Regions from separate parts of the Homo sapiens genome. Here region 2 is linked to region 1. A link is an interaction called in ENCODE POLR2A ChIA-PET data of the cell type or tissue named here. Cell type or tissue: PC-9. All regions are shown on one strand. Links, peaks and the distances in the headings refer to the core of each region. The heading gives the core; the rest is flanking DNA.

What was found. ChIA-PET counts read pairs that join two places held together with the same protein. Peaks named below come from ENCODE experiments on the same cell type or tissue, not always from the same donor. Only the 100,000 strongest peaks of a DNase experiment are listed, where the experiment ranks them.
Region 2: POLR2A ChIA-PET joins it to region 1 with 7 read pairs; 3 of 35 experiments call an interaction of 5 or more read pairs at or near these places.

The regions. Positions count from the first base shown.
Region 1 is chr1:45,658,098-45,663,419 of GRCh38, reverse strand. GPBP1L1 (GC-rich promoter binding protein 1 like 1) reads left to right here. Exons shown (of 13, transcript NM_021639.5): 3 at 2,195-3,236; 4 at 4,278-4,392. The coding sequence starts at 4,333. Among named protein-coding and RNA genes, the nearest start is that of GPBP1L1, 26 kb to the left of the region's middle. In PC-9, for the core only: no CTCF peak of the experiment used is centred there; no DNase peak of the experiment used is centred there.
Region 2 is chr1:45,504,658-45,509,979 of GRCh38, reverse strand. It overlaps MMACHC (metabolism of cobalamin associated C), which reads right to left. Exons shown (of 4, transcript NM_015506.3): 2 at 2,430-2,624; 3 at 1,616-1,768; 4 at 1-1,184. The coding sequence ends at 765. Among named protein-coding and RNA genes, the nearest start is that of MMACHC, 7.0 kb to the right of the region's middle. RefSeq lists an enhancer at 926-1,015. In PC-9, for the core only: no CTCF peak of the experiment used is centred there; no DNase peak of the experiment used is centred there; H3K27ac peaks cover 1,308 bases.

The sequences.
Region 1 (5,322 bases), core at 212-5,211:
GTATGTAAAACACTGAAAAGGTGGTGGTGTGTGTCAGTTGGAAAACCGGAAGGTACCTAGTGGTGATTGAAAAGAGGGAATTGTTTATGTTGAAAATTGAGGCATTTTCCTTTGTGTCCAACAGCTTTATACCCTAACAGATGATTTATCTCTCTGTCTTGAACTTCAGGTTCTCTGTGGTTTAAACTAGAATTCGTAAGATAAAAAGTACGCACCAGACAGTTATTTATATCTTTTCCATATGGATGCTTGACTTATTTTTCCAGAATAACTTCACTACAGGGACAGTTTCATTTATCTATTACTGAGAGTTACAGGTGTAGGCTTATATAAAAACAATTTTGGGGTTTTTTGCTTTTTTTTTTTTTTGAGACAGAGTCTGGCTCTGTCACCCAGGCTGGAGTGCATTGGTGGGATCTCGGCTCACTGTAACCTCCGCCTCCCGGATTCAAGTTATTCTCTTGCCTCAGCCTCCTGAGTAGCTGGAACTATGGGCATGCACCACCATGCCTGGCTAATTTTCGTATTCTTAGTAGTGACGGGGTTTCACCATGTTGGCCAGGCTGGTCTTGAACTCTTGACCTCCATTAATCCACTGTCTCGGTCTCCCAAAGTGCTGGGATTATAGGCGTGAGCCACCGCACCCGGCCTAATATTCTTTTAAGTGTTAGAAGTTTATAAAAAGAGCAATAAGTGAATAGTCATCTTGTACCCATCGCTCAACTTGAGAAATAAGGCATTACAGATACAGTTGAAACTCTTTGGGGCCTCTCTTTTATTGCCCTTCATTTCCCCAGAGATACTTACTATCCTGAATTTGATATTTCTTATTCCTATGAACTTATTCCCATGAACAATAGTGCAAGGCTGCTGAATTGGATATATGAGAAATATCTTCCAAACTAAGATTTACCAGTATAGACCAGAATTGCCCATAGATGCAAAAATTCTTTTCTATCAAAAAATTATTTCCACAGCCAGGCACAGTGGCTGACACCTGTAATCTCAGCACTTTGAGAGGCCAAAGCAGGAGGATTGCTTGAACCTAGGAGTTCAAGACCAGCCTGGGCAACACAGTGAGATCCTGTGTCTACAAAAAAATGTTTTTTAATTAGATGGGCATGATGGTGCATATCTGTAGTCCCATGGTTTTTGTTACTCGGGAAGCTGAGGTCTCTGAGAGGATTGCTTAAGCCTGGGAGTTCAAGGATGCAGCGAGCTACGATCAAGTCACTGCACTCCAGCCTAGGCAATAGGGTGAGACCCTGTTTCTAATTTGTATCCCCTGAAAGAATGTTGAGAAATTACCGAAGAAATTTTTGTTTCACTCCGTGCCTAACAAGTTAGATTATAAAAGTTTTAAATCTCTGAATTGAGAGCCAGGTATCTAAAAATATATACCATATAAATATATAAAATATACTGTGACAGATATCTCAAGGATCCTAGCTGTGGCTAGTACTAAACAAATAGGTAGTTGGTGATATACCAGCAAGCTATATGGTTCTTTGACCACTCATGGCAACCTGTCCCATTTATGAGAGAAAAATCTATATCTGAAAGACCTATTATTTTGCATTTCTGAATACCTTAGATAGCTGATTGGAAAATTTGGCCTCTCAAAGTGTTGAGATTACATGTGCTTTTATATAAAAAAGCAAACTCCAGGCCAGGCATGGTGGGTCACTCACGTAATCCCAGCACTTTGGGAGGCCAAGGTGGGCGGATCACAAAGTCGAGTTCGAGACCAGCCTGGACAACATAGTGAAACCCCATGTCTACTAAAGATACAAAAAATTAGCTGGGCATGGTAGTGCACACCTGTAATCCCAGCTACTCAGGAGGCTGAGGCAGGAGAATCGCTTGAACCCGGGAGGTGGAGGTTGCAGTGAGCTGAGATGGCGACATTGCACTCCAGCTTGGGCAACAAGAGCGAAACTCCATCTCCAAAAAAAAAAAAAAGAGCAAACTCTGTTTAGATGACTTTTCTCAAATCCTTAAAAAAGATTTATATCCAAGTCATCTTGTTGGTATAGGTGGTGACATACATCTGTAGTATCTAAATTGGACTTAAGAGTTTTGACTCTCAGGACCTTGATTTCATTATTTAACTGTGTCTCATTTTAGCAGATATATGTATATATGATAGTGATTTTGCCTTCTGTGATTTTATGTTTTGTTTTTTCATTTACAGAGTGATAGATTCGTGTGGCCTTTCAAATGATTGTGAAGTGGTGGAAATGGATCCAAAATAATAAGTGACTTCTCTACCAAAGCATAGAAGATTCTTCATATCTCCTTCCAGTGGCTCAATTTAGATTTTGGGAAGGAGCAGAACAAGTGAAACACAGAAAACTGAAGAGAAGAAATCCTCATTTTGGACCTATATTTCTCCTTGACTATTTCTTAATATCCATCCTACCCATCGTTCTAATGTTTTAACTTTGCTCTGAATTTATAAATAGTAAAGGCCAAAGACATAGAATATACATTTAGTAGCTTTATACCAAGAAATTTGCCTTGAAAGCTGCTGTTCGTGGAGGGAAAAGTGTAGCAAATTCCTGTCTATTTTTATTTTTTATTTTTTTTTAACAAAGACAAGATTTATGTCCCTAGATTTTGAAGGTTAAGGCAAATATAAATACATATCTGCACACTATTTTTTAGCAGTTGCATGAGTAAGAGTAATGAGATTTGTATTTTAAGGACTTTGTCATGTGGATGTTTTGGAGTTGACTGCTCAGATCTTTTATAGGGCTTTAATATTTTTGATCTATTACCTTGATGACATTATTTGTCCACACTTGAGCCCATCTGTCTTTCTAGCTATGACCTTGTTATGAACAGTATTTGCACTCGGTGCAAATATCCATGTCTTACCTAATTAAGCAACATCATAGTGCCATAACTCAAGGAAGTTGAATGAGGTGAACATAGATACAGCTCTTTCCCCTTCCCCCCCTTTTTAAATGTAACAAATACTTTTTATGTTCCCCTTCCCCCCTTCCCCTTTTCCCCTTTCCCCTTTTGGAAACGTGTCAGGAACCAAATAGTTTAAGATGAGCAGTTGAGGGGACTGAGAGAGTGATCGACACAGAACCTGGCTTCTTCGTGCTTCATCATAAGTCGTGCTGCCGGCCAGGTTACTTAAGCACCCTTTTAACAAGGAAACCTTGTGGGAGATCCAGCTGGCCGACTCGAGTTCAGAAACAGGACCACAGAGGTTACACTCTGGGGTAAATATTCTCCATATGTCTAACTTGGAAAGAAGACTCTATGTATATGCATCATGAAAAATACCGACTGCTTTCTGATGTAATTAATTTTGGAGAATATCAGTGGGGTGGTTTGAAGACACCAACAGATCTCAGGAAAACTGATGCTAGTTGGTATTTGAAGAAATTAATGTGAACTAAATATAAAAGCTCTTGAGAGGTTGTATCGTCCTTCTCTAGGAAGATCTTTTTTTCCCCCATCTTGAGGCAGGGTCTCACTCTGTCACCCAGGCTGGAGTGCAGTGGTGCAATCTCAGCTCACTGCAGCCTCAACCTTCCCAGCTCAGGTGATTCTCCCACCTTAGCCTCCAGAGTAGCTGGGACCACAGACGTGTGCCACCACACCTGGCTCCTTTATTATTATTTTTGTACAGATGAGGTTTTGCCATGTTGCCCAGACTGGTCTCGAACTGCTGGGCTCAAGCGATCCACCTCGGCCTCCCAAGGTGCTGGGATTACAGGTGTGAGCCACCGTGCCCAGCCAAGAAGATCTTTTCTACTGCTTTTGCTAGAAGTTACCTGAGTACTTGAAGCAGATTAATCTCTTTTCATAAGTGTCTGTGGTTTTAAATAGATGTTTAATTCTTCATGTTCTTTGATGTAACAATCAAGAATTCATTAGCTTCCTTCATAAAACCTTCCAGATTCACTGGGCGCAGTGACTCACACCTGTAATCCCAACACTTTGCGAGGCTGAAGCAGGATGATCTTTTGAGGCCAGGAGTTCAAGATCAGCCTGGGCAACATAGCAAGACCCTTCCTCTCCAAAAAATAAATCTTCCAGGCTCATGTTACAGTTTTCTTTTGTTTAGAACTTTTGTTTTAACAAAAATTGCTTTTATTTAGAACTTCTCTGAGTTATAAGGCTTGGTAAGTAATCTGTAGACAGGCTCAGAGGGCAGGTCTTTCTGTAAAGAGGAATCTTAGAATAATTACAGATTCCTTTACACATTGGTATCAGATTCTTGTAAACATAAGTGATTTGAATTGTTTTGTTTTCAGATCCTGGCCATGAGGTTGGATGCCTCACCTTACTGAAAGGAGACACTGGACCTAAATGGCGCAGCATGATTTTGTTCCTGCTTGGCTAAATTTCTCAACACCACAGTCAGCTAAGGTACTGTTCTCCATTCCTGTAGTAACTTCTCAAATATGAGAGGGTTTGGGGGTGGTTTTGGTTGTTTTTTGGTTTCATTTTGTTTTGAGACAGGGTCTCCCTCTGTCACCCAGGATGAAGTGCGGTAGTGTGATCACAGCTTACTGCAGCTTTGGCCTCCTGGGCTCAGGCAGTCCTCCTGACTCAGCTCCCAGAGTAGCTGGGCCTACAGGCTGTGTACCACCACGCCCTGCTAATTTTTGTTTTTGTTGTTGTTGTTTTATAGAGATGGAATTTCACCATGTTGCCCAGGCTGGTTTTCAACTCCTAAGCTCAAGTGATCCGCCTACCTGGACTTCCCAAAGTGCTGGGATTACAGGCGTGAGCCACTGCACTCAGCCCAGTCTTGATGTTTTTTAATATATTCAACCTCGTGTGAGGATTTCAAAAACATTTTCATAGACTTAATAGCTTTCTGTTAGAAGGATGTAAGTAATTAGGCAGTCCACATGAATGTCTACCTTATTACTGCCAAGTATCTCACTTTTTTATGTTTCTTTTTTTCTTTTTTTAAGTATCTCACTTTTTTCATTATATCCTAAGGCTTTTCTCATTACATGACACAGTTAAGTGTTGTATTAGCTGCAGCACACTTTGGAGATTAAACGTACTTGCTAACCTATTGTGGAGGTCAAAGGGGCAGAAGTAAAAGGGGAATGGCACTTGGGTAAACAGACCTTTGGAGTGAACACACATTTGTTTATGGCGATAGATGAAGAGGAGGAAAAGGTAGAGGCAGTGATTGTTCAACTACTACATGGATCTCAGATTAAATCCTAGAAACTGTTTTAGAGGCATTAACCTACTTAATAGTTTCAGGGGGGATGTGTGTTGTATTAAGGGTAAACACAAATGGAATTACCAGTTTATATAGATTAAAGCAGACCTAGT
Region 2 (5,322 bases), core at 84-5,083, 150 kb after region 1:
TCAGCCTCCTGAGTAGCTGGGACTACAGGCCTGCGCTACCATGCCCGGCTAACTTTGCATTTTTAGTAGAGACGGGGTTTCACTGTATTGGCCAGGCTGGTCTCAAACTCGACCTCATGATCCACCTGCCTCGGCCTCCCAGAGTGCTGGGATTACAGGCGGGAGCCACCACACCCTGCTGGTAGGTACTCTTTAGAGGATATTTGCCCCTTAGGCCCTGTAACAACATCTTGGGGAACTGCTTAGAAATGGGAACAGATAGAGTCTTGGCTGGGTGCGGTGGCTCATTCCTGTAATCCCAGGACTTTGGGAGGCCAAGATGGGTGGATCACGAGGTCAGGAGTTAAAGACCAGCCTGGCCAATATGATGAAACCCCATCTCTACTAAAAATACAAAAAATTAGCCAGGTGTAGTGGCAGGCACCTGTCATCCCAGCTACTCAGGAGGCTGAGGCAGATAATTGCTTGAACCCAGGAGGCAGAGGTTGCAGTGAGTAGAGACTGTGCCACTGCACTCCAGCCTAGGTGACAGAGTAAGACTCTGTCTAAAAAAAAAAAAAAAACTCATTTGAAGGCAGATGGGAATTCTGGTTCCCTGGCCTTTATCTTGGCCAAACCTAACTTCCTTGAGCCTTGTTATCTTCATGGAAGATCTCTACTATATTATCAAAAATAGTAATCTTGTACTCAAAACCTTTTGCTTTGCCAAAGCCAATTAAGTCCTAGCAAGTACCACCATAAATCAGGGTCCACATGGGAGAAAATCAAGGGCCAGGGGATGCAGGTGGTGAGACCCTGGGGCTGAGCCAGCTCCGGGCTCTGCTGGGATTCCCAGGCTTCTTGGGGGCGGGTGTGGTAAAGGGAAGGTCCGGGGAGGGAGAACTAGGCTTCTCTGAGGGCTGAGCCAAGCCCAATAGGGCCAATCGTTGGGCAGGTGGAGTGGAGAAGTAGGCCTTCTGCTCTTCTGAGTAGCGCTCCTGGGGTGTCACAGCATCCCGGTAAGTCCAATCACGCCAGTGGAAATTGAAGCCTTCGAGTAGGGCGATACGGTCAGCTCTTGTAGGTACACAGTCATGAGGTTTTCTGGGTGGCAGATCTGGCACCTCTATCCCTGGCAGCAGCACTACCCCTCGGATGGCAAACCAGCCCCCAAATCGGGGGTGTATGCACACACCTGATATGCGCTGGGGAGAGGGTGAAGAAAAGCAAGGTCATGGAGGTCCCCTTGGCACCAAGTCAACTGCCATCATTGCAAGCTAGGCCTGTTCACTTCCCACTCAGTGTACACTGACTACATAAACCTCTGTCCTTTTCTTGGCAAACCCTTTCATAAACTATTCTGAGCACAGGGAAGGGCTGGGCTTCCTAGTCTCACCACTAGTCTTAACACTGCTGTGCCCCCTGTATCCTAAGACAGTTCTGCAGACTAAGTTTTCTGATCTCACGAGTACCCAGTTAGACAACCGCATGTGACAGGACTGCCTCCCATCCAGAACAAAGCTAATTTGTTCTGGGTTGTGTCACATCCATCCAGGGAAGGCTGAGGAATGTGGGACCTGGTAGGGAGAGGCCTTTACCAGTCTATCTCAGCCTCTATTTACATTTTCCCTCTCACCTGGTTCCCCCATGGGTCAGCCTCCACATCTTGTCGTTGGTAGTAGTAAGCAGCCCCAGCTACATGGGCTGCTGTCTGGGCCAGGATCTTGGGGCGTCGGTTGGGGTGCACCTCGTAGTCAGCAATGATTTCTATCTGCAGCTCTGGGAGGCTCTGGAACAGTGGACAAAATAGAGGGTACTGTCAGCATGAGGGGAGTTATGACCTTGTCCGAGGGAGCCCTAGTTTGTTTTGTGTGTGTGAACATGGTCCTGTCCTCAGAAGGGAAAACATGACCTTAACTTGGGAGGCTCCAGTGTGGACATAGTTATAGTTATTTCCAGAAGGGCACATGTTTGAAGGGAAATACATAACACCTGGTGTGAAGGAAGGCATGGTCAGCTTTGGGGAGATCCAGTGGGTATGTACATAGTTATGTGTATATGTGAGTGTGTGTTGGGAGAATATTGTTCTGTCCTCAAAAGGACAGCATAAAGCTTGCAGGTCTAGGACAAAGCAATGCCTGGGGAATGTTGGACTCATTCCTATTCCACTTGGAGGCCAAGGAAAACCTGGTCTGAGGTTCATATAGTTGCCCATCAGTGTAGGGTGAGTGAGACTATTTCACACTGGGGGACTGCTAGATGAGGGTGGTGGAACCTGGGTGTGTGAGAAGGCAGAATGAGGAAAGATCACAGAATGTCAAGCCTGGCTTTAGGGTATCATTTCACCTTTGAAGTGGCTCCTAGCCCTAGGTCTAGATCCTGCATTGAGTGTGGAGGAACTGGAGGCAGCTGTAGGTTTGGGAGCTGGGGGAAAACTGAGCCTTCCTCACCTCTCTAACACGGCCCAGATGGTAGGCCACACACTGGTCCACTGGGTCAGTCAGCATTCGGAGGTGGCAGCTCTGCAAGAAGGGCTTGAGGGCCCGGTCAAACATGGCAGGCGTGCTGAGTACCAGGAAGGCCAGGGTAGGTCCTGGCAGCGGTAGGTGGAAGGCTGGAGGCAAGAGTTCATTGTACCATGCCACCTGAAACAGAAAGTTCAGGCCAGGCTGGAGAGGGCCAGTCTAGGCCTCAGCCTGGCCCACACCTTAACCTTCAGGCCTCACACTTTTGCCCCAGCCTCCATCTCACTCATTCAGTGAATTTTCACTGACGCTATGTGATGCATTTTTATAAGCAACTCAACTGAATTTGACAGGGAATTCATTATTTTTTGAGACAGAGTCTTGCTCTGTCACCCAGGCTGGAGTGCAGTGGCATGATCTTGGCCCACTGCAACTTTGGCCTCCCAGATTCAAGTGATTCTCATGCCTCAGCCTCCCGAGCAGCTGGGATTACGATGTGCACTACCACGCCTGGCTAGTTTTTGTATTTTTAGTAGAGACAGGGTTTCGCCATGTTGGCCAGGCTGGTCTCCGAACTCCTGGCCTCAGCTAGGACCCACCTGCCTCGGCCTTCCAAAGTGCTGGGATTATATAGGCGTGAGCCACCGAGCCTGGCCCAGGGAATTATTTTATTTATTGAAGGACTGACTGACAGCAAATAATTTCAGGCCTCATCCAACTACAAATGAACCAATGAAAATGAAAAACCCCGCCAGGTGTGGTGACTCACAGCTATAATCCCAGCACTTTGGGAGGCCGAGGCAGGTGGATCACCTAAGGTCTGGAGTTTGAGACCAGCCTGGCCAACATGGTGAAACCCTGCCTGTACTAGAAATACAAAAATTAGACAAGCATGGTGGCACTCGCCTGTAATCGCAGCTACTCAGGAGGCTGAGGCAGGAGAATCGCTTGAACCCGGTAGGCAGAGGTTGCAATGAGACAAGATCGTGCCACTGCACTCCAGCCTGGGCAACAGAGTGAGACCCCCGCCTCAAAAAATAATAATAATAATAAAAGAAAATTAAAAACCCAGGAACGAGGACCCACAGAGCAGAGTTCCTAAATCCACAACTGACTGAGGTGCATGAGGGCATAGGAACAGTCAAAGTGGCTGTCAACGCACTTGCCCTCCAAGTCCAACACCTTGAAGGCATTTTAAGACAAAAACAAGATCGGAGATTTCTCAAAGCAGAATCAACATATGATGCCATGACAGTTGTTCAGAAAAATATTGTTAATCTGGAGAAGCATGTTGCTGCAGCCAAGCCTGAGAGGGAGAAAGCCACCTGAACCCTCAATGCCGTTCATGCCACAGTCCAACTCATCCTCAAATGACACAAAACGATGTGGTTCCACCAGTCTCTTCCCAACCAGCACTTCTTTATCCTTTTGATATGTCATCAGGGGAAACTATCAGTGGCAGCAAGCTATGTCTTCACTGAAGATCAAGGGGTTATAATAGATTAAAATTTTACTATATCCAGAGCATCTCCATACAGACAGATCAAAAGACGAGATCATAGTTCCAGGCTATATAACCCTAACTCTAGAGATGAATTTGGAGAGAACAGGCAGTTTTGTTTTTTTTTTTTTTTGAGACGGAGTCTCACTCTGTTGCCCAGGTTAGAGTGCAGTGGCGTGATCTAGGCTCACCGCAACCTCCGCCTCCCGGGTTCAAGTGATTCCCCTGCCTCAGCCTCCTGAGTAGCTGGGACTACAGGCACGTGCCACCACGCCCGGCTAATTTTTGTATTTTTAGTAGAGATGAGGTTTCACCATGTTGGCCAGGGTGGTCTCGATCTCCTGACCTCGTGATCCACCTGACTTGGCCTCCCAAAGTGCTGAGATTACAGGCGTGAGCCACCGGGCCCAGCCCAGGCAGTTTCTTAAAATACTGTTTTTAGGCTCGGCGCGGTGGCTCATGCCTGCAATCCCAGCACTTTGGGAGGCTGAGGTAGGAGGACTGCTTGGGGCCAAGAGTTTTAGACCAGCCTGGGTAACAGAGTGAGAACCTGTCTTTGTTTTTTTATTTTATTTTATTTTATTTTTTGAGACGGATTCTCACTCTGTCGCCAGGCTGGAGTGCAATGGCGCAGCCTCGGCTTATTGCAATCTCCACCTCCCGGGTTCAAGTGATTTTCCTGTCTCAGCCTCCCAAGTTGCTGGGACTACAGGCGTGCATCACTACGCCCAGCTAATTTTTGTATTTTTTAGTAGAGACGGAGTTTCACCATGTTGGCCAGGATGGTCTCGATCTCTTGACCTCATGATCCACCTGCATCGGCCTCCCAAAGTGTTGGGATTACAGGCGTGAGTCACCGCGCCAGGCGAGAACCTGTCTTTAAAAACAAAACGGCCCTTTTTTTTTTTTTTTTTTTAAATGTATACAGTCTCACTGTCGCCCAGGGGCTAGGGTACAGTGGCATGATGTTGGCTCACTGCAACCTCTGCCTCCTGGGTCCAAGTGATTCTTGTGCCTCAGTCCCCCAAGTAGCAGGGATTAACAGGCGTGTGCTACCAGGCCTAGCTAATTTTTTGTATTTTTAGTAGAGATGGGGTTTTGCCATGTTGGCCAGGCTGGTCTCGAACACCTGGCCTCAACTGATCTGCCCACCTTGGCCTCCCAAAGTGCTAGGATTACAGGCGTGAGCTTCCGTGCCAGGCCAAAAAAACCATTTTTATCAGTTAATGATGAACTGATGCTACCAAAGAGGCTAGAAACGTACTTAACCTCTGACTTGAGCCCATCAGGGGTTTTTCTGCTTCTTTTTTTTGAGATAGTCTTGCTTTGTCACCTAGGCTAGAGTGCAGTGAGGTGATCACAGCTCACTGCAGCCTC